3 separate regions of the Homo sapiens genome follow, and all the other regions are linked to region 3. The links are chromatin loops, found by intact Hi-C in ENCODE. Cell type or tissue: Calu3. All regions are shown on one strand.

What was found. Hi-C counts contacts between places; a loop is a spot of excess contacts. Peaks named below come from ENCODE experiments on the same cell type or tissue, not always from the same donor. Only the 100,000 strongest peaks of a DNase experiment are listed, where the experiment ranks them.
Region 1: it touches region 3 in a loop (7-fold over the local background); 10 of 110 quality-filtered maps call a loop at or near these places.
Region 2: it touches region 3 in a loop (4-fold over the local background); 9 of 110 quality-filtered maps call a loop at or near these places.

What each region holds. Positions count from the first base shown.
Region 1 is chr3:139,324,735-139,332,734 of GRCh38, reverse strand. The region is part of intron 1 of LOC124909439; the gene reads left to right. Among named protein-coding and RNA genes, the nearest start is that of MRPS22, 15 kb to the left of the region's middle. In Calu3, CTCF peaks have their summits at 3,011 and 3,217 (motif pointing right); a DNase peak (open chromatin) is centred at 3,224.
Region 2 is chr3:138,474,572-138,482,571 of GRCh38, reverse strand. It overlaps ESYT3 (extended synaptotagmin 3), which reads right to left. Exons shown (of 23, transcript NM_031913.5): 21 at 6,244-6,349; 22 at 6,080-6,129; 23 at 2,647-5,754. The coding sequence ends at 5,718. Among named protein-coding and RNA genes, the nearest start is that of ESYT3, 44 kb to the right of the region's middle. In Calu3, CTCF peaks have their summits at 2,834 and 3,039 (motif pointing left); a DNase peak (open chromatin) is centred at 3,051.
Region 3 is chr3:138,695,465-138,703,464 of GRCh38, reverse strand. It overlaps PIK3CB (phosphatidylinositol-4,5-bisphosphate 3-kinase catalytic subunit beta), which reads left to right. Exons shown (of 24, transcript NM_006219.3): 13 at 4,370-4,558. Among named protein-coding and RNA genes, the nearest start is that of FAIM, 91 kb to the right of the region's middle. In Calu3, no CTCF peak of the experiment used is centred here; a DNase peak (open chromatin) is centred at 4,104.

The sequences.
Region 1 (8,000 bases), 630 kb before region 3:
GGGTGCTGCATTTTTTGGTATTCTTATAGATATTCTTGTCCAGAGTGTAGTTAGCAAATTGGAAACATTTGCTCTTTTTGGATATTCCTTCACAATTTGTTGAGCCATTTAAATAAATAGCTCCATCTAGGGCTATTTATTTCCCATTACTAAGGCAAGACTTTACAAAGATTCTACCCAATGCCCCATAATTTAGGAGTTGTTCCATTCTTGTTGGTGGAACCAGGCACTATTTTCAGCACTCTATGTGTGTGTTCTGTCCACTGTTCCTAATCCTCCTGGATGCCTTCCCTGACCCACAGCTTTCAGGCAGTTTCTTCATACACATGCTCTGATCAGTACTCTGCTGAGTAATTGATGAGGACCCTTTGCAGATCCTGAGTTCCCTGTCTGTGTAGCGCTCTGTCTCTTTGGTACTCTGATTAGCAAACCCTAGCCACCTTGGTCTCCCTGAGCACTCAGTGTTATCTCCTGAATGCAGGGAGTTTTCTAGGCTCTGCCTGGATTCCCCTCTCTGTGCCATCGCCTGGAAAGTCCCTCAAGGCAGTAAGTTGTGAAAATAGTAGGGATCCTCTTGTTTGTATCCTCTCTTTCAGGAATCACTGACCTTCATTTCAAGCCACTGTCCAGTATCTTAAAAACAAGTTTTATATATTTTGCCTGTTTCGTTTCCTTATTTCAGGTAAGTCTGGTCCCTGTTCCTCTATCTTGGTTGGAAGTGGAAGTCCTCCTCAATGAAGTTGGCGGGACAAAAACACCTCAATGATACCATTAAGGAGTAATTTAAGATTGCAGGCCATGCATTTTCTAGACCTAGAATTTTCAAAGGATATTTTTCTTCTGGTTTAAAAACTATAGTTGATGAGGACTCACAAACTAATACAAATCATGAAGCAATTATAAAAAGCATGACATTCCAGGAAATTGGAACTGCCACTGAATGTCTAGGATGGAGGGTCTCCATGGCAGAGGATTTCCTAATGAGTGGTTGGAGTGAGCTAAAGGATGAGGCGGGCTGCAGAGACGTGAGCAGCAAGACTAAGCAGGTTCCCCTGTTACATGCTGTCATAGTATCCTAGCCCTGCATTGATAGTGCTTATGAAGAGTTTAATTAAATAATTGTTAGTTTACTTGGTTATTATCTATTTTACCTTCCTGGCTAAAGGCTCCATAAGGGCAGAGCCTTTAGCACTATATCTTCAGTAGACATCAGTGTGTTTGACACATAGTAGAAGCTCAAGAAATAGCCATTGAATAAATGGGTCAGGTGCGGTGGCTCATGCCTGTCAGTCCAGCACTTTGGGAGGCCAAGGCAGACAGATCACCTGAGGTCAGGAGCGTGAGACCAGCCTGGCCAACATGGTGAAACCCCATTTCTACTAAAAATACAAAAATTAGCCGGGCATGGTGGCACGCACCTGTAATCCCACCTACTCGGGAGGCTGAAGCAGGAGGATCACTTGAACCTGGGAGGCGGAGGTTGCAGTGAGCCAAGATCGTGCCACTGCACTCCAGCCTGGGTGACACAGCAAGACTCCGTCTCAAAAAAAAAAAAATACCCCATCGAATAAATGAATAAATAAATAATGATGAGTAGAATTAGCAGAGCAGGGCCCAGGCCTCCAGGCAAAGATGAGAAGAACCAGCCCTTCTAAGGACTGGAGAACAGCAACGATGATGATCTGGGGGGCGGACAGAGCCCACAGTTCATCCTTGTGTGTGCTCAGTACTTAGTGGCTGCTCACAATTGTGCAAGTTAGCAGAATGTTCTGGTTGTCCACTGCACTGTAACCAACTCTCCAAAACTTGGCAGCATTTATTTTGCTCGTGAATCTGAAATTTGGGTAGGGCTTGGTGGGGACAGCTCATCTCTGCCCTCTCTTGTACCAGCTGGAGTAGCTCAAAGGCTGTGCCTGTGATCATCCAAAGGCTTATTTGTCACATGTGTGCCAGTTGATGTTGGCTGTCAGCTGAGATCTCAGTGGGGGCTGTCAGGCAGAATACCTACACGTGGCTTCTCTGTGTGGCCTGCACTTCTTCATATCCTGGTGGCTGGATTCCAAAAGTCGGCATCTCAGGAGATAGAGAGCCAGTCCAAAGCCATATCACCTGTTCTAACCTCGTCTTGGAAATCACACAGCATCACTCCCATCTCACTTTATTCAGTAGAAGCTAGTTGCTAAAGCTGGCCAGTATTCAAGGAGAGATGAATTAGACTCCACTTTTTGAAGGGACAAGTGTGAAAGAGCGTGTGGGCATGTTTCTAGACCGCCCTGCAGAGTTCCTGTAGAGTGCTGCCGCATGTTGGGCCTGTGTACTGTGAGGAGGCCCCAGCCCAGCTGAGGGGAGGTGATATTGACACAGGAGTGGGTAATGATGGGGACAGCATGAGAGCCTGGCATCAGATAGTTTGGGGCTCCTAGCAGGGCTGCAGATCTGGGGACAACAAGCCCCCTCACCCTGAGAGCTGGGTGCTCAGTGGGGGAGACCTCCCTAGAGGAAGACATAATTGAGGTGTGGCAAGAGGGCAGGACACTTCTGGGAAGGAGGTGTGAGGTGAGGCTGTGGGGTGGTATGTGGCCTGTCCAAGCCCTAACAGCTGCTGAGTGGCAAGTGGCTTGAACCCATATCTGTGTGTTGGAAGGGGCTGTGTTCTTCCACTGCAGCAGCAGCAGCAGCAGCTCTAAGAATACAGTGATGATAATAGCAATGGTTCTTCCCAGGGGAGCCAGAGACCCACAGGCTTTGAAATTAATGTGAATCCCGGCTCTGTCTTGTACTAGTAGGGTGAATTTGTATGTGTTACTCCACTTCTCTGAAATTCAATTTCTCTTTTGTAAAATGGGCTTGATAATCCCCACCTTTCAGTGTTGCCACGGGGCTTAGTGATAATCCTCATGACATGTCTAGCAGCGTGGGGTGCAGAGAAGATTCTCAGTGAGTGGTACCCAGTACTACCTTTGCAGAGCGCTTTACCATTTTACATTACGGCCTTTTCATTTGTTCCCCAAAATCACTTGAGAGAGGAAGGGCGGGGATGGTCATCTTGGGTGCAGGTAAGGAGCAGGGACAGCGTGGACAAGGCATGTGTGGGCCAAGCGGCAGGCACTGGAGGCGGCATGCAAGCACCTAGCAAGTTCAGAGGTGCTCCAGATTCCTGGACAGCGCCCTCCTCCGCGTAGTGAGGGACGCGTGTTCTCCTGGCGGGGGGGCCGCTAGGTGGCGCTGTGGGACCGCCGTGGGGAGCCAAACGCTGGAGCAAGGCGTCCTCTCTGGCGATTAAACCTTAGGCTGCCCTTCCGGGCCACGCCCTCAGTGGAGCTGGGGCAGCCCGGCTCCGTGTTCCGCATCTCTTGGACTCACACAGAGACAGAATGCATTCTCCTTTTCATGCAGCCTCATGCTACCTTCTCCACTGGCACTGCAGACAGACCCTCCACCCTCTCTCCTTCCTGCCACAGAGGCATAGGGTCTCTCAGGACAGAGGGGGCTGTGGGAGCCAACAGCACCCGTTCTAGGAGAGAGGGTGACTTTGCTGCAAGACCCTGTCTAGTTCCTAAATACCCAAGGCTACATCTGGGCATGCAAACCCCTCTTTCTAATGCTGTAAATTTAGTGATAAATCTCCACAACCATTTCTTTGGGGAGACTTACTTTTCCATGAGGTGGGGGCCACATTTCCCTCCCATCTAGTCTGGCACTTGGTAACCCCACCTGTGCCCACAGGCCTTTGCCATGAATTTCAGGGTGTGGTAGAGGAGAGAGCCTGCGTCAGGAGCCCATCAAATCTGTAACGCAAGCTCAGCCTCCACAAACCAGTAATTTAAAGTCAGAGTCACTGCGGTAACTCCTCTGAGGCTCATCTGCAGAGTGGGGACAGTAATCCCTACTTTGTAGGGTTGCAGTGAGAAATAAATGATGTGTCTTGTGGATGTGCTTTGTCTGTTGGAAATCTCTAGCCACCTGTGAGATGTGGTTATCACAAAAAGATAACACCTTTGGACAGCCTTGGGACATGTACAAAGTGGCTGGTGTGGGCAGAAAGTGCCAGGAAGATGACAGCAGGGTGGGAGGGAGACATGGGCCTTGAGCCAGGTAGTCAGGGTTAAGGGTGTGAGAGCGAGTGGGACTCACACAAGCATAGTGATTGGGAAGTGTCAGCGAGTGGGATCTGGCCCATGTGGCCAGAAGGTGAAGACAGGGCCAGACTGAGGGGGCCTTCAGTGCCTGGACACTGAATCTGAACCCAGTTCTGCAGCCATCAGGGAATATTTATGGATTCTCAATCTCCATCTAAGAAGGGGCAGCCCCTGGACAGGTCCCTCCAGCAGCGGTGGGAATGGGAGAGGGGCACAGCCGGGAAGCTCTTGTAATCACTGTGCACTTCACCCTGCTCTTAATTGTGAAACACTTGATTCAAAACACTGCTCCTCCTCCAAGTTCTCCTGATGGTTGAAATGGGCTTGAGGGTCGAGGTCCGCTGGTTCTTTCTGTCTCTGGAGGACAGGCCCAGCTGGCCGCAGTAGACTGCCTTGACAGCTGATTCAGTGCTGTTCACACACATGCTTCACCTGCCCTGACACAGGAAGAGTGTCTCCAGGCTTCGCCTCCCACCTCCCCACGAGGCAGGAAGCCCAGCCCCAGGCCTGTCTGAGCTGTCTCAGAGAGAAGCTGGGTTATGGAACCACAGCGGCCTCCCACTCCCAGCACACACACACACACACACACACACGAAATGAAATGCGTGGTGGACAGGGAAAGCCACGCAAAACCACAGGACCATGTGCTGTGCTCACATGCCAGACACACACAAGAAGGAAGATATGCTGCAGCCAGCCTGGCCTCCTCCTACACAGAGTGGCAGGGTTGGCTTTCCCTCCACAGCAACCTCATCACCAATCCTTGGAACTGTTGGCCAGGAGGCCTTAGTTGTGGGCCAGACGTCTTGGCCAGTGGGCTCTTCTGTTGGGAAGTAAAGGAGGCACCTGAAATTGCTTTCCATTCTCTGCCTGTGGCTGAGAATCTTTCCCAAATGCCAATGTTCACAGTGCCCATCATTTTTGATAACTTTGGGTGAAACATCCCTTGAACATCAACTCTGAACCCCAGCAACAGAAAGCCTACAGAAGGAGTAGAAGGGCAAGAATTGGAGAAGTTGAGTTGGCCTAAAGATACTCATGGGGACTGCCTCTCTGGAGGAAAGTTTATTTCCGTGCATTACGATCCTTCTTCCTACAGGGAAAAGGCAGGGGAAGAAGGCAGAATCTGGGGCAATGGGAGGCTCGGTTTTTTTGGATTCCGGCTTGGCAAGATGTATGTTCTGAGATCTGAGAGCAATTTCATGTTATGTGATTTTTTTCCCCTCCCCGTGGTAGCCTGGCAAGACCCTTGAGCCAGAAAAGAGGCTGAGAAGCCAACTCCCATCTGTGTCAGGAGTGCTTTGTGCTTCAGTTTTTCTGTCTGCAATATGGGGATAACAGTACACACAGGCATTTCACAGGGTTGCCATGAGAATTAATGGATAGATGTAAAAGATTTAGAAAAGCGTAATGCACAGTTTAATGGAGGTGGTATTTTCCCCCCAGTGGAAAAAATAAACAGTATATTCTTACTACATACAAGTACAACCTCAGTCCCCAAAGCCAAGTGAGTCTGAGAAACAAAGCCAAAAGCGAATCTAGAGGGCGGGAGCTGGAATTCTTGGTGAGGTGGCCTTTGAGTTGAGGGCTTTCCCTCCCTCTGATGGCTCCAGCAGCTCCCCCGGCCCTGCCTGATGAAAGGGAAGACAGGCTCTGTTGTGGCTTGACACATGCCCCAGATGTTAGGTTGCAACTTTGTTCAGCAATTAGCTCTCAGAGGTGGCAGCTGTGTGGAAAGGGCCAGGGCTTGGAACCAGGGTGCCTGTGTCCCACTGCCAGCCAGGCCCTACACCAGCTCAGAACCCTTGGGGGAGCTGCTCAGCTTAATCAAATAGGGATAAAGCACAGGAGCACAGGCCTGCTCCTTCGGGTTGCTAGATTTACCAAATAAAAATACAGGACACCCAGATATATTTGAACTTCATATAATCAACAAATAATCATTTAGTACCAGTATATCCCATGCAATATTTGGAACATATTTATATTAAAAATATTATTTAATATTTATCTGAAATTCAAATTGAACTGGGCATCCTGTATTTTATCTGGCAACCCTACTCCTTCATGAGACTCTACAAGGAGTCCACTGGTTGAAGGGGACCTCTCTGCCTCCTCTCTGGTCTTAGTCAGCTCAGGCTGCCCTAACAAAATACCATAGACTGGGTGGCTTAAACAAAAGTAATTAATTTTCTTCTAGTTCCACAGGCTCGGAAGTCTGAGATCAGGGTGCCAGCATGGTTGGTCAGGTTCCGGCGCGGGCCCTCTTCCTCCCTGTAGAGACTGCCTTCTCTCTATGTCCTCATATGGCCTTTCCTCCATGTGTGCCCATGGAGGGGACAGAGATCTCCCTCTGTTCCTCTTCGTACAAGGCCAAAATCCTACAAGATTACAGCCCTCCCTTATGACCTCACTTAACCTTAATTACCTCTTAAAGACTCTATCTCCAGATACAGCCACATTGGGTGTTAGGGCTTCAACATACAAGTTTCGGGGGGACACAATTCAGTCCAGAGCAGCCCCCTCCACTGTTGTCAATGTGGCTTAGACTTGTGACTGTGGCTGTCAAGGGACAGTGTGGTGCAGTGGGAGGCCCAGGGGCCCATTTAACAGTCTTCCCAAGGTCCCCAGCTTCCATGGCAGACTGGGTGCTCTGCTTCTCATCCCTGAGCTGAGGCCTCCTCTGTGCAATGGAATGATGTTGGCCCTGTCTCAAAAGGGTTACTTGAGAGGAAAATGAGATGTTGCTGGTAAAGCACCTAATATGGCCATGCACACAGTGGCCCCAAGTGCACCGGCTACCTACCATGCCAGCTGCTCACCCGCCCCCATCATGCCAGGCGGCCTGCTGGCAGGCACCCATGTTCCCTGGGAGGGAAAGCCTCTCCCTCACTGTGGCCTCCTTGCACCTGTTTCCACTGCTATCACCATTCCAGGCTGCCAGTCTGGCCAGCTGCTGCCTCCTCAGTGCCTGACATGGTTTGGCTCTGTCCCCACCCAAATCTCATTTTGAATTGTAGCTCCCATAATTTTCACATGTTGTGGGAGATAATTGAATCATGGGGGCAGTTTCCCCCATACTGTTCTTGTGGTGGAGAATAAGTCTCCCGAAATCTGATGGTTTTATAAGGGGCTTCCTCTTTAGCTTGGCTCTCATTTTCTGTCTCGTCTGCCACCGTGTAAGACGTGCCTTTTGCCTTCTGCCATAATTATGAGGCCTCCCCAGCCACGTGGAACTGTGAGTCTCCATTAAACCTCTTTTTCCTTATAAATCACCCAGTCTTGGGTATGTCTTTATCAGCAGCATGAAAATGGACTAATACAGTGCCTGTCTGCCTTCCTTTCCAGAAACCTTGCTGGATATGCTCTCTGATGACCAGAATTCATCAGTGTAATTGGTCCCAGAATGTAGCAGAGAAATAGACAAGCTCACACCATCAGCCCATTCCCTCTCCAACCCAACTAAGGCCTTCCAGAAATCCGGCCCCCTCAGGGAAGCATAGCTAGTGTCCAAGATGGGGCTGGCTCTCTGCTGCCCCAATTTTGGGGCCCCAAGTGGCTTTCAAGACAAAGTATATCTGGGGATGGAGGTTGGTGGAGAATCATGAGACGGATGAGGACTCTGGGGTCTTTTGCTTTTGTTCTCTAAGCCCAAGGAGCAGTCAGGGCCGAGTGGCCCGCTGGGAAGTACAGGGGTTAAGAAACAGGAGCCTCTGCCCTGCCTCCCCCAAAGCCCTGGGCCCATCCCTTAGCCCTGCTGGCCTGCAGTTTTCCTTTTGTCAGAAAGAGAGACCAACCCATGCATGGGCCACCTCTCAAAATCATTCATTCATTCTTCCAACACACAGCCTTCTCCCAGGA
Region 2 (8,000 bases), 220 kb after region 3:
AGGTTTTCTAGAGTATATATCCAGAACTGAGATATATACAACTGGGTCATAGGGGAAACAAAGGGGAAATGTGTATAGCCACACAGGCCATGTACTACTGTACAACTTGAGGCAGTAGCATTTCTATAGATAACAACATGAATGAAGCTTCTGGAGGTGTACAGAGTGGTGACTTTGGTAGGGAATGTTATCTTCAACTTTAGGAGAAAATGCAAAACTATTCTCCAAAGTGGTTGTACCCATTTATACTCCTCCCACAGCAATGCATGAAACCTCCCACTTTGCCACATCCTTTTTGCCAATGTATAGAGCTATTATTGTCGTTTTAATATTATTTATTTCCCTGATGATCACTAATGAAGCAACTTTTCCTTTGTTTATTGGACTTTTGTATGTCATTTTTGAAGTGCTTCTGTGTCTTTTGCCCATTTTTCTATTGGATTAACTTAGTAATTTGTAAAAGTTACTTATATATTCTGGACATGAGCACTTTGACAGCTATATGTGTTACAAATGTCTTCTTCCATTCTGTGACCTATCTTTCCATTTTCCCATAGTGTTTGTTTTTGTTTTCTTGTTTTTTTTTTTTTTTTGAGACATGCAGTGGCAGGATCTCGGCTCACTGCAACCTCCGCCTCCCGGGTTCAAGTGATTCTCCTGCCTCAGCCTCCTGAGTAGCTGGGACTACAGGCGCGTGCCACCATGCCCTGCTAATTTTTTGTATTTTTAGCAGAGGTGGAGTTTCACTGTGTTAGCCAGGATGGTCTCCATCTCCTGACCTCGTGATCCGCCTGCCTTGACCTCCCAAAGTGCTGGGATTACAGGTGTGAGCCACCGTGTCCGGCCCTCCCATAGTGTTTTTTTTGTTTGTTTTTTGTTTTTTGTTTTTTAAAGAGATGGGATCTCGGCCGGGCGTGGTGGCTCATGCCTGTAATCCCAGCACTTTGCGAGGCCGAGGCGGGCAGATCACGAGGTCAGGAGATCGAGACCATCTTGGCTAACACAGTGAAACCCTGTCTCTGCTAAAAATACAAAAAATTAGCCTGGCATGGTGGCATGTGCCTGTAGTCCCAGCTACTGAGGAGGCTGAGGCAGGAGAATCACTTGAACCCAGGAAGCAGAGGTTGCAGTGAGCTGAGATCATGCCACTGCACTCCAGCCTGGGTGACAGAGCGAGACTCCATCTCAAAAAAAAAAAGATGGGATCTCACTGTGTTGCCCAGGCTGGCCTTTGAACACCTGGGCTCAAGTGGTCCCTCCCACCTCGGCCTTCCAAGTAGTTGGGACTAAAAGTGTGTGCCACCGCACCAGCCTATAGTTTATTTTTATGAACAGAAGTACCTAATTTTCACGGAGAGATGTGTGGTCTTTTAGTTAGTGCTCTTTGCGTGTTATGAAATCTTGCCTTAGTCACAAGTTGTGAAATTATTCTCCTATATTATCTTACAGCTGTATAGTTTTGCTTTACACAGTCTAATATACCTGGAGTTGATTGATTTTTTAATGTGATATGAGTAAAGGACCATTTCGTATTTTCTCACATGAATATCCAATTGTCCCAGCACCTTTTATTGAAAAGTCTATCTTTTCCCTTTGTTCACAGTGCTACCTCTGTCATAAATTGAGTATATGTGAATGGGTCTGTTTCTGGGCTCTTTTCTGTTCTTTTGGCCCAGTTGGCTCCCTGCACTAGTACCATTCTGTCTTAGTTATTACAGCTTGAAAATGAACTTTGGCGTTGAGTAGGCGGCTTTCTACCTTTTGTAGTTCCATGTACATTGAATCTGCTTATCAAGTTACACACACAACCTGTTGATTTATTGGGCTTTCATTAAACATATAATTAATTTGGAGAGAAATGGCATTTGTTGGGTTTTCCAACCTCAAACGTGGCATAGCTCTCCATTTTAGGTTTAACATTTATTTAAAAAGTTTTAGTTTTCTTATAGGGGTTGTTGAATGTATTCATATAGATTGATATTTTTATGCACTTATTTTCTCTTAGGGAACAGAACTACAGTTTTTTTAACATTGTATCAAGCAAGCTTGCTGAAGACTTTCTGGTTAATTCTAGCAATTTAGATTATCTTGGATTTCATGCTCATGATCATATCATCTGCACATAGAAGTTTTGGTTAGATGTACCTATTTTTGCCCTATTATTACTCAGGCTGCAATACATTGTTGAACAGAAGTGGCAATAGGGAGCATCTGTTTCTTAATATATTGTTTGCTGCCATTAATATAAACAGAAATCTAAATGATTCTTGGATGGATCTTTTAATCTTTTTACTTTCAACATTTCTGTTTCATGTGAACCTCTTATAAACAGCATATAACTGCTTTTTACTTTTGACATTCTAGATTTTAATAGTGTTGTTTATTGTAATTACAAATATATTTAGACGTATCTTGACCATCTTTTGTATTGTCTACTATGTCTTTGCTTTCCCCTCCTACGTTTTGCAGGGTTGATTTTTCTTTATAACCTTTTCTTCTTCACTGCTAATTTGGAAGTTGTATATATCAACTTTATTGGCTTTCTGCTATTACTCTATTTTCATAGTTATCTTGCAATTTTGAATACATACTTAGGAGACAGAAACCACATTGCACAGGTAACCAAACATGAAAAACTTAACCACCTTTTACTAGTTAGCAATTCTTGTATTTACTACTAAACGGGGTAGAAGTGGACTCTAGGGGATACAGAATATCAACTTCAGGATGCAGATCCTTACCCCCAGGGGTAAGGGAGAGTGAACAAGAAAGGAAGTTAGAAACTAAGTGCCTCCCTACCAGGCTGAGATTTAGATTTCCGCTGGCAGCCATAGGACCATGCAACCCACTTGTGGCTAAGAAACTTGCCAAAAGGTGTTGCCTGCTGATAAAACATGAAGGCCATGAGCCAAGGGTAAACTGTGGGGGTACTTAGGTGATTGATTGAGAACAGCTCTGTATGCCAATTAGCTAGCAGCCATGGAAAACATCAGAAGAAAAGCCCCTTCTTCCTGCTATAGAGTGTCCTTCCATCGCCCCCTATTGGCAAAGCCAAACATCAGCCTGCCGGGAAAGCAGCAAAGGAGACAGACGTCAATTTGAAGCTGAGAGGTAATGAATTAGTGACTGACACAGTTATATTTTTAAGATGAGTATCTTTAGCTTCCTAAATAAGATATGGTCTTGAATACTTACTTTCTTAATCAGCCTAGCTGCCCCTTCTTAGTTGTTAGTACTAACATTTTAGTTCTACTATGTTTCTGAACCCTTGCAAAAATCTTTGGTTATTTGTTTATATCTTGTGAACAATCATCATCAAAACTTGCTTAGGTTTGCCAATGTATTTTATGGATTTCTTTGCTTTCCACTGCTTCTCACATGCTATTTCTGCCTTACTGGTACATTTTCCTTCTGGCTGAAATATTATCTATGGCTATTTTTCAGTTTGATATTCCTGTGTACTTTGTATTTTTTTTAAAGTCTGTTTTTGTTTTGTTTCATAATTTATTTTTGCCCGTGAGTTTCCCTTTAGTGACAGCCATCTGCTGCAGTTGTCGCATATGTGCCCTGGATGGGAGTGGCAACCCTGTGGGGCCAATTTTATGGTTGCCTCCATCAAGGCTTCACAGGCTTCCAGGTTCTAAACCAATATTCACATTCCGTCTTAGGTTTGGGGGTTTCTGTACCAAGATGATGTTAACTTCAGACCCTATGCTCCTGCATATTAGCTGATTGTTTCCACCCACTGCTGAAAACCAATTCTTGTCCTCAGTGGCAGCCAAGGTATTAACAACTTTTCAGGCTCCCTGCCCCTCACACAGCGCCTATATAACCTTGCCTCCTGTCTGCTGTGTACTAAAATTCTGGTTCCCTTCAACATTTTAACTCCTCTTCAGACCATCACCAGGTATTTACCTGTGTTGCCTGACACAGGTAAAAACGGTTCAATTGACCACGTTTAAAATAAATGTTTGTGGTTTAAGTTTGGAAGAAGAGGGGTAGGTTTTCACTTATCTGCCATTTTGATTAGCTGTTTTAGGGTTGCTAATGTTTCGATGTACATATGATACATTCCCTTATTTCTCTGGTGCTTCTCCATTTTCAAGGCACTTGTCTATTTAGGGGGCAATTAGAATGCCATCATAAGGTAGACAGGGTAGGCATCAATGCTCCATTTTATTATGAGAATTTGCCATTTAAAATAGAAACCTCAGCAGAAACGAATTTCACCATGCATCTTCTATGTACTTAACACGGTCTTGGATGGTGAGGGTGAAAAACAATTCAAGTAGCTTGAATTGTTCCCTACTGTTCAACTGGAGAATAAACAAAATTAAATACCAAATACAATATAAGTAGCTGCTTAGCATGTAACCTTAGCAGATGCCTAATCAACATTTCTTAAAACTTAGTGTTATAAAGGCTGGGAACTATTAAAATGGAAAATACTCAGTATCAACAGTAAATGCTACAGGCGGTAGGAAGAGTCCATTTCACTATGGATTGACTGACTTACTTAATAGAGGAAATAGGTTTGAGACATGACTTGAGTCAGCAGAGCATAGTATTTGGACTACTCTGGAATAGAACATCTGCATGTGAATCAGATGGCAGGAAACTGGAATAAGAGTAACATGACAAAACTTTGTTCTCGAATGTTGCCCTGCTTCAGAAAAGTGGCAGTGAAGGCAGAGGCAGAGACAGAAAACTGACGGCAGGTAGTGTTGGTGTTGGTAAGAGAGAAGAGGAGGTCCAGGAATGTTGGAGGGGATGAGAAGTATATTTGGTCTTGTAAAGTCTGAAATGTAAAAGAGGCGCTTGTTTAAGCATATAATTTAATACTTTGCTTTTAACATGTTATTTAGGTGAACCAACCATCTCTTTAGAAAAGTTGAATAGCCTAAACTTATCTGAAAGCTTCCTTTTCTCTGATGGTGACACTCTTCAGCAGTCTCCAGTGCTTTGCTATGAGAGTCAGACATAGACCTGGGCTTGGAACTTGGTTTGCATTTTCCTATGGAAATAATGCTACACGCTGGAGTTTGGCCCTTAGACTACACAAGAGTATTTAACTCAAGGTATTTAAGTATATCAGTATAACATTTTTGCCAGTAGGGAAATACATTTTTAGCTCCAGGTCAAATAAAAGAACAAATATCCAGGCATACAAGTACCACAGGTGGCAGCCAGAAGGGCTTTGGCAGTGTTAGCTCTTGGCAGTTTTGAGTTGGGTCACTTTCTATTTCCATAAAAAAGTGACTTCCCTTTGGCCAGTCACTGCCCAGGAATGCTGGTAGTGGCTCCAGAAACAGACCTCCCCCAGCCCCTATGCCAGAGGCAGGACACTTTCTGGTACATACATTCAGGTAAGTCCTAAATCAGATGGTATATAATTACCTACTAAAAAGTGGCACTTGTTTAAGTATATAAACACTGAGGTTTGGATAATTTAGTAGGCACAAATATAACATTTCTTTCTGGACTTGAACAAAAAAATCCAACCAAAAAAAGTAGTTCTTGCTTTTAAATAACCTCTTCCTTATGCTATTCAGTCATGGAGTTAAATTCCACACAAGAATTGTATGTATATAATTTCAAGTGGTTGTTCTGATTTAAATGACAAAATATACATATATTGGATGTAAGTGATCCAAAGGAAAAAATATATACATATATATACATTTTAATATAAAGGTGAGTGATAAGAATTCTCATCATCAGCTTCTGGGCTGTCCATTTGGAGTCAGCTCATACCTGTAAGACAGTTACGTTTGGACTTAACGTTAGTAATGACAGTGTGTTGTGGTAACAGGACAAACTGCCTAGTCCTGCCTGCCTGGGCCTCTGTAAGACCAGCAGAACCTGTCTCTCTGTAAGTTGGCCAGCCAGGGTTCAGGGTTAAGGCTAGAGTTTACAGGTGTCTTTTAGGGTATCAGTGAGATCTGCAGGCAGTAAAGCCTTAAATAAAGGTGTTCATCTCCCTCCCTTCTTGATAACCAAAGGAGCTGAAACAGTACTGAAAAGGGAAAACTGTCTTGAATAGCAGGATAACAGTGATAAAATGAAAGGGCACACTTACCATTGTGAAAAGCCCTTAATCAGATCTTCTTTTGATAAGTCAATCAGTACCTAAATAATCACAAATAATTAGTTCCCCTCCAAAACACTGCATTAAGGAAAGAAATTGGGATAAGGCGAATTGATCATAATCTCCTTGGTATATCAAATATCTCTTGTACTTACTTTTCCTAACTCCTTTCTTCTGTGTGAGCCAAGTGGCCTACTATTTTTCACTGCAACATCTAGTGACCTCTTCTTTACTTCTTCCATGGGAACAAAAAATTCAAATCTTTAGGAAGCAAAAAGGAAGTGAGAATTATGCATTTCATTCAGTTTTCTTGAAAATCTAAAGTGCTTCATCCATTTCCCTACTAAAACAGAAAGGTACAGACTATTAGGAGCACCTAGAGCAGGACTGGCTCATAACTACTCACGATGTATCATTATTACAAATAATCACTGTCCAGTGTTGTTCACAAAATCCAGAAGTATTAAGAGGCTGTTTGCCTAGAAGTGCCTCAGACTGCTGTGGCTTAGTTTGCATCTATCTTTCTCCAATTCTACCTTTGCTACCACTCTTCTTTTTGAGACGGAGTTTCGCTCTGTCGCCCAGGCTGGAGTGCAATGGCGCGATCTTGGCTCACCGCAACCTCTGCCTCCTGGGTTCAATCAATTCTGCCTCAGCCTCCCGAGTAGCTGGGATTACAGGCATGCACCACCACACCTGGCTAATTTTTTGTGTTTTTAGTAGAGACAGGGTTTCACCATGTTGGTCAGGCTGGTCTCAAACTCCCGACCTCAGATAATCTGCCTGCCGCAGCCTCCCAAAGTGCTGGGATTACAGGCGTGAGCCACCACACCTGCCCCTGGCTACCACTCTTTTAGCTGGCCCTCCTCACCCTGAACAGTACCTATTCACAGGACCACCTCAACCCCCTTCTCAGTTTTTTTCTTACCAGCTAAGGGCTAGAACACTGAGCAGTTAGGTTTGCTACAGTTGCATGGAAAACAGTGGCCACCTCCTATGGAGTAAGGCAGAGGAAACCTCTTACTTTTAGGTTTATTTTTAGGGTGGAGGCTGCCAACTCTGCCTTCCAGATAGTCCAGGCTTATCTTGCTGTCATACTTTTGAGAATTAGTAACAGATTTAGGTTTGTCACAAAAGTCAAAGTCAAATGTTAAACCTCTTCCCTCATATATTCCCACATAATTTTTTTTAATCCCTTAGCCACGTAGTAGCTACCACACCACAATTTTGACATCTTTTTATAATTATGTCAGAGCTCCCTTTGAAGGCAAAATCTCTTACTTGTGTGGCTCTAGAGTATAGGATGCTGCCTGGCATAAAGCATTCAGTAAATGTTGAATGAATAGTCTCTCTTCCTCATACCCTTTTCTTGATACTGATGAACTCAAAGTGTAGCTCTTGAAGGAACATAATAGTTCTTAGATATGGCCCAAAGAGGACTCAGTGTAACCCTTTTTAAAAAAGTTATTGGCCAGGAAAATTATGAGATGTAATATTTTCCTAAGCTGGCTAGAAATGTCTTTTTAGAACCCTGAAGCAGAAGGTACACGCTGATGAGATTCAGACTTCTAAGAATAAAAATATTTGGGATGAGACTTGCCACCACTGGCCCATCAAAAGCAATTAATGTGATTAGAGTCACCCTTGTCCCCAAGGACATAGGTGGACAAGCCTTTGTGGAGAAGGGGAGGGTATCTCCTCTACCCATCACCTATGTTTTGTTGCAGGAGGGAAGACAGGCCAAAGAGCTTCAAGCTTTAGAGGAAACTTTAGGTCCTCAGGCTCAAGGAATGTTTAACTGCTGGAATTAAAACAGATCAAAAAAATATTTGAACATTCAAATCTTTTTACTACCAGAGAGACTTCATTTAAACAGAAAGAGTAGGGAACATTCCATATTCAGGAACACTTT
Region 3 (8,000 bases):
ATCAGTTTACAACTTTTAAGTCTATTTAGCAAAGTCATTCTACCTGTAGCATGGCAGTGTTATAGAGACTAGGAGGCAAACTGGAGACAATGTGTATGTTTTTCCCATTCTCACAGAATCAAAGCACTATTTAATTTTGGCCAGTTGGTGAAATGTCTGGCCTAGGCTGTCTTCTCCTTTGCCATTAGAGCTCTCAGAATCTTTCCCTAGTTTCTCAGTGTGAGTCATCTGCTACTGCTTTCTTATTAGTGTTTTTGGCTTAAATTTTGTCTTTTGAATTTGAATGCTTGACCTTAGGAAAGAGAGCAGTAGTGCCAGACTCCTAGTCTTTACAGTTTACGAAAGGCTCTGGGCCAGTTTGGGACCATAATAGCCAAATTCTTCCTCTCTCTGTCTTTTTTCCCAAAGTTTTGTGTTATTCAGGTTTCTGGAGACAGTTTCAGATAATAATTTAATTTGTAAACATTGTGCAAATTTTAATAGCTTAAATTATATATATGGCCTGAAAAAAATTTGCATGATCAATTGATGAGGCTGGTGTGATAGGATCCTTGTGTTTGACTGCTTTTTCTTGCTGAGGATGTAGACTTGAGAATGGCCTGGAATCTCTAAGAAGTAAGAGTTTATTGAAAAAGTAAAACAGTAAAATAAAAGTGGAAGCAATCTCAGAGACTAGTGTAAAAAAATGTGTGTTTGTGTATAAATTTAAAAAATAAAAGAAAAACTTTAAAAAGAGACAACTGCAAGAGCAGTTACCTTTAATGATACAAAACAAATTTCTTACAGGTGTTAATTTATCAGCTTATTAGGCAATTACTGAAACAGATAATTACAGTTTAAGCTTAGGAGATATAGTTACACAGGCAGGTCTTGGTTCAAGTGCCTGTCTCATTACCCTTTATAAGACAATATTGCTCCTTGAACCTCAGATAAATGAATTAGTTTTTACTATTTCCACCATAAACTTGTACCTGACCTAAATCAGAGAGTTTGCTACACACTGAGCATGCAGTAATCTTGCCCAGGTCTGATATACCTTTACAATTTGTTTGTTTTTTATTAGGCACAAAGTACAATTAATAAATGGTAAGGATGGGTGTGATGGCTCACCCCTATAATCGCAGCACTTTGAGAGGCCAAGGTAGGAGGATTGCTTGAACCCAGGAATTTGAGAGCAGCCTGGGCCATACAGAGAGACCCCATCTCTACAAAAAAAAAAAAAAGTATTAACTGGGCGTGGTGGCATGGACCTGTAGTCCCAGCTACTTGGGAGGCTGAGGTGGGAGGATAGCTTGAGCCTGGGAAGTTGAGGCTGTTATGACAGAGTAAGACCCTGTATCTTTAAAAAAAAAAAAAAAAATTGTAAACCAAAAATGAAAGTTTCTCTCTGTGACTCCCACCTACCTTCCTCTCCAGAGCTAATTGTAAACAGTTTAATTTGTAGCTATCAATCCTAACTTTATATGTAAATATCTCCCCCTTTAAAATAAATGAGATCTATATATACATATATAAAACTATATATATATATAGTTTCTACTTTTTTCATTTAATATACTTTGTGGATATTGTCATGTGAGTATGAATAGGTCTACTTTTTAAAAAATACCTTTCTAACATTCCATAGCATTAATTACTAGTATCTATTAGATTTTTCTTTTTCTTTTTTTTTTTTTTTTTGAGACAGAGTCTCACTCTGTTGTCAGGCTGGAGTGCAGTGGCATGATCTCAGCTCACTGCAGTCTCTGCCACCCCGGGTTCAAGCGATTCCCCTGCCTCAGCCTCCCAAGTAGCTGGGACTACAGGCATGCGCCACCATGCCCAGCTAATTTTTTGTATTTTAGTAGAGATGGGGTTTCACCATGTTGGCCAGGATGGTCTCGATCTCTTGACCCCGTGATCTGCCCGTCTCGGCCTCCCAAAGTGCTGGGATTACAGGCGTCAGCCACCACGCCCGGCCACATCATGTCCTTTTACCCCTTAATTCTTCAGTATTTCCTTTAAAAAATGGCATTTTTATACATAACCTGAGTAGATTCATGAAGGTCAGGAAAATAATACTGATTCAGTTCTATATAATCTACAGATTTTATTCAAATTTAGCCAGTTTTCTCAGTCATGTGCTTTATAAGTCTTGGATCCAATCTCTGGTTACTTGCTGCATTTCATTGTCAGGTATATTTAGCTTCCTTCAGTCCGAAACAGTTCTTCAGTGTTTTTTTGTTTGTTTGTTTTTTGTTTTTTTTTTTTTAATCTTTAATGACTGACATTTCTGAAGACTATAGGCCAATTATTTTATAGAATATCCCTCAGTTTGGATTTGCCTGATGTTTTGTCATGTTTAGGATCCCAGTTATGCATTTTTAGTGTGAATATCAAAGAAGTAAAGGTGTAGTTTTCTTACTGCATTTTATCAGGAGGCAATATCGGCTTTTACCACTACTCTGGAAGTTAACTGTTATCCCTTGGTTAGTACGGTGTCTGCTAGGTTTTTCTAGTATAAAGTTAATAAATAAAGGTTTTGTGGGGGCGTATTTTGACACTAAGTAAACATTCTATTTCAGATCAAGCTGTCACCCACTTCTTTTTGCATTCACTAATACATCTTCCTTGAATCAGTGTTACTGCAGTGGGTTGCCAATTTTAAATCTTGCTTTTCGTTTTGGATTTATTAGTTGGCTTATAACATAGGTTAGAGGCTTTTCTTCTACTCTATCTCTATCTATCTATCTATCTATCTATCTATCTATCTATCTATCTATCTATCTATCTTTTTAGAGTCAGGGTCTTGCTCTGTTGCCCGGGCTGGAGTGCAATGGTACAGTCATAGCTCACTGCAGCCTTGAACTCCTCTTCTCCCCCATTCATCTCTTTTTTCTTTCTTCTTTTTTTTAACTTATAGGAGATGGATTTGTGATTTCCATTTATTCGATGATTTGTAATTAGTTACTGTCATTTATCTTAATGTTTAATTTATCCCAGATCTGGCTCATGGGAGCCCATTTAAGCTGTCTCTTGTCTCTTTTTGCTTTGTCCCTATCATTCTTTGAGCATTTCTTTCTTTCCGATACAACAGCGTATTCCACACTCATCTAGTACTTTCCCTACCCCAGCCTTGGAATCAGGCATTTCTCCGGAGAGTTTCATTTTTTATATTCAGTTTATTCCTTTTATTTGTGAAAAGTATGTAGGGATGGATGGATGGATGGATGGACGGACGGATAAACAAACGGATGGAATGGATTGACAGTGTCTCGCTTTGTTGCCCAGACTGGAGTGCAGTGACACGATCATGGCTCACTGCAGCCTCAACCTCCTGAGCTCAAGTGATCCTCCCACCTCAGCCTCCTGAGTAGCTAGAACTGCAAGCACATGCCACTATACCTAGCTATTTAAAAATTTTTTTTTAATTTCTATTTTTTTTAGTAGAATTAGGGGTCTCACTTTGTTGCCCAGGCTGTTCTTGAACTCCGGGGCTCAAGCAGTCTTCCTGCCTTAGCCTCACAAAGTGCTGGGATTACAGGCGTGAGCCACCATACCTGGCCTGTGTAAGATCTAGGCCCTGGATATGCTCATTGCCCCTGGGTATAAAGTAAGTAAGTGCTCCTTGGAGAATGCAGGGGTGCAGTTGCTTCCAGGCCCTTTTGTGAAACAGAGCTAGACAGTATATATTTGTTTACCTCCATATGTTTGGGAAAATAAACATACACAGAGATATATTTATTTATCCATCTATTAAAGACCATGAGTTCTCATCAATACCTCTAATATGGATCCATTCCCACTGTATATTTTCTAGTCTTTGTCTTTTCATATTTGTAATTCCCTTTTCTAATGATGAGAAATCTGGATTTCTGTTAACTTTGGTGTATTTACTTATTTGCTCAATCCCCTGTTTGTAATCAGTCTTCTAGTCTTATAACTGTCTTCTTAGTCTCCACCTCATTATCCTTTTTTTTTTGTATTTTGTATTTTTTGTAAAGACGGGTTTTCACCACGTTGCCCAGGCTAGTCTCAAACTCCTGACCTCAGGCAGTCCACCCACCCACATTGGCCTCCCAAAGTGTTGGGATTACAGGCGTGAGCCACCTTGCCTGGCCTGACTTGGATTTTTATCCAAAAAGCAATACTGCCACCCAGTGTTTGCACAGTTTACATTTTTAGATTTTTAGAAACTGTTTTAAGAATCTCTTCATCCTTAGCTTAGAAATTATTAAAGGATCTACCTTTTTTTTTTTTTTATGGAATTATATTTTTGTATCTCACATACTTAGGTTCATTTATTATATATAAATATATATAAATTTACTGAAAGTTCGCTGTGGTGTTTGCACAATTAAATTCTATAATGAGCATTTTACTTTTTTAGAGTCGAGGTGGAAAAAAGTTTCTTCCTGTATTGAAAGAAATCTTGGACAGGGATCCCTTGTCTCAACTGTGTGAAAATGAAATGGATCTTATTTGGACTTTGCGACAAGACTGCCGAGAGATTTTCCCACAATCACTGCCAAAATTACTGCTGTCAATCAAGTGGAATAAACTTGAGGATGTTGCTCAGGTAACAAAAGATCGTTTCTATAACTTTTTTTGGGTGTATGGTACTTGGTTGGATTCACATAAAGTATCCTTTTCTCATAGGTATATTTTCATAGATAGGATAATTTAAGCAGGAGAAATTTTGAGGTTTTAAACTCTTATACTCCAAGTAATGGACCAGAACATTTCCAGAATTTAAAAATCTCAGATTTTGGGTAGGATTGCCATACCTTTCACCAAATACAATTGAAACATTGATCTTGGGACAATTATCTATCAAAAGTACCACTTTCTAAGACGTGGGTACCTTCTACCAGCTTCATCAGTGAACTCCAGAGTTTTAAATCTTTTAGACTCTTTGCAATGACTGTTCTAGAATGAATGTCCATTGTTTGAAAATTACATCTATTACAGAGAATAATATTTTAGATAATATATCATTCAGGTCAATTTTAACATTCATTTCAGTTGTCCAGTATTGCTGAATGTATGCGTTTTGACAGAATAGAAAAAAGACCATTTTGCTTCAGAAACCCACCAAATTTTAGTTCCCTGATTTAATTTTCAAGACCCTGCCAAAAAGCACTGGCATTTATTCAATTCAAACAACCCACCAGTGCTCAATAGAAAGACCTTTGAAATGGGTTTTTTAATCAGAACAAATAAATTTGGTCTACTAAAATAACCAAATTTTTTCATGTTACTTATTTCAGTTCAATGAATCTCTCTAGTATGTAGTCTTAGTAAATCTATAGTGACTAAAAATTTAGTGAAGAAATACAGATTTATCTTAATTATATGCATTTTAAAAATCTTTGGATTTATTGTTTCACTTCTCAATTTAAGAGTAGAAAGGATTTCTTTTGTGTTTACTTTTAGTGTCTAAAGATCTTTGGAGCCAGGCATGGTAGCACACACCTCTAATCCCAGCACTTTGGGAGGCCAAGGCAGGTGGATCGCTTGAGCTCAGGAGTTCCAGACCAGCCTGGGCAACATGGTGAAACCCCATCTCTACAAAAAATACAAACATTAGCTGGACATGCTGGCATGTGCCTGTAGTCCTAGCTACTTGAGTGGCTGAAATGGGAGAATTGTTGGAATCTGGGAGGTTGAGGCTGCAGTGAACCAAATGCCATTGCACTCTACCCTGGGCAATAGAGTGAGACCTTGTCTCAAAAAAATAAAATGGCTGGGGTCTGTGGCTCATGTCTGTAATCCCAGCACTTTGGGAGGCTGAGGTGGGCAGATCAGGAGGTTGAGACCAGCTCAGCAATTTAAGACCAGCCTGGGCAACATGGCAAAACCTTGTCTCTACAACAAATACAAAAATTAACCAGACATGGTGGTGCACGCCTGTTCCAGCTACTCGGGAGGTTGGGACAGGAGGATCATTCGAGCCCGGGAGGCTGAGGTTGCAGTGAGCCAAGATTGTGCCATTGTATTCTAGCCTGGGTGACAGAGGGAGACCCTGTCTCAAATAAATAAATAAATAAATAAATAAATAAATCTTTGGAGACATGTTATATAATTATATTATTGTGTGTACCTCGATTAAACTTGTTTCCACCTTAGACCAAATTAGACTGAAAAGGAACTATTTTATTTTAATTGCTGTAGAATAGTTATTGTCTTCTAGCCACTGATGTATTATCTAAATTCAGGATTCGTTTTCCATGAACCTTCAGTAATGGAAAACAAGATCTAAGCATTTTTTTAGTTGACACATTTGCCTGTTTCTTTTGGATAGTGTCTAGTGCTGAGTACATATCTAAGAAATGCATCATATTATTTCATTAGAATCACAATGGAAAGAATTTCTTGCTGTACTCTTAAAAGCTGTCTTATAGAGAGGTTTGGTGAGTTTTGGCAATTTATTTAATTTTACACTTACATGATTTAATTTTTAATAATTATAAATAATCTTACCAAAGTCATTACTTTCCAATGGTAGAGTTGTTTTTAACCACAACATTGTTGAACCTCTAGTATTACATAATCTTATCTCTCCTTTTCAGTGTTATTTATGGGCAGTGTATTCCAAGTATTAACTGGAGATATGAGGAGTTTTTTTTATTACTGCTATTTCAAAACCCAGGAAATGGTCTCTTCCCAACTCTTCTGCTCATAAAGAAGACTGCTGGTCCATTAGGGCCTTTGGCAAAGCAGGGAGGGGGGATCTATTAGTGAGAAAAATTGGGGATGAGGTTGGTGCTTTATGTCTTTATATCAGTATTTCTCAACCTGTTTTCATCACTATACCTTTAGGAGCTTTTATAGACCCTTTTCCCCCCAATAACCCATGAGATTTTGATTCCGTAGATACATGGTACATCTTTTCATGTACGTATTTGTATCTGTGCTTTATACATAAAAAAAGAGCTAGCCTTATTCAATATAGGGTTAAGAATAGCTAAGTAAAACTTAAGTTTAAAGTTAAAATTTAGGCTGGGTATGGTGGCTCAAGCCTGTAATCCCAGCACTTTGGGAAGCAGAGGCAGGAGGATCACTTGAGTCTAGGAATTTGAGACCAGCAACATAGCGAGACCCTATCTCTACAAGAATAAATAAATGAAATAAAATTAGCTGGGCATGGTGGCGTGTTCCTGTAGTCCTAGCTACTCAGGAGGCTGAGTTGGGAGGATTGCTTGTACCCAGGAGTTCAAGGCTGCAGTGAGGTACGATAGTGCCACTGCACTCCAGGCTGGACAACAGAATGAGACCCTATCTCTTACAAAAAAAAAAAAAAAGGTTAAAATTTAAAAATTACTAGGCATTCCACTGTATTTGCTAAGTAACTATGTAATTTATTCACGTAGGTGAATTCTAATGTGTCAAATTACATATATAAGTTAACAATTTATGCTGAGTGCAGTGGCTCATGCCTGTAATCCCAGAACTTTGGGGCCAAGGTGGGTGGATCACCTGACGTCAGGAGTTCAAGACCAGCCTGGCCAACATGGTGAAACCCCATCTCAAAAAAAAAAAAAAAAAAAAAAATACAAAAAATTAGCTGGGCATAGTGGCAGGCACCTGTAATCCCAGCTACTCGGGAGGCTGAGGCAGGAGAATCTGGGAGGAGGCTTGAATCCAGGAAGGAGAGGTTGTAGTGAGCCAAGATTGCACTATTGTACTCCATCCTGGGCAACAAGAGTGAAACTGTCTCAGAAAAAAGTTAACAATTTATATAAATATATGCTAATAATAGAGTAATTAAATTTTAAAAAATCATTCAAAAGTATTGTTTTCGCAAAAATATTTTTCAAATGTAAAACAACTGAAAAAATTAAGCTAATTTTTAAAAAATTAGTTAACTTTTATTTACTTTTGCTTGATATGAGAAAATGCCTTTTAACTTAGCTGGTAGATACTCATTTAGATATTGTTGACTTTTGGGGGAGGGCTTGCCATAATTATAGATTGAATAACTTGTAGAATTAAATAATAAAATATAAACGGTTTTTATT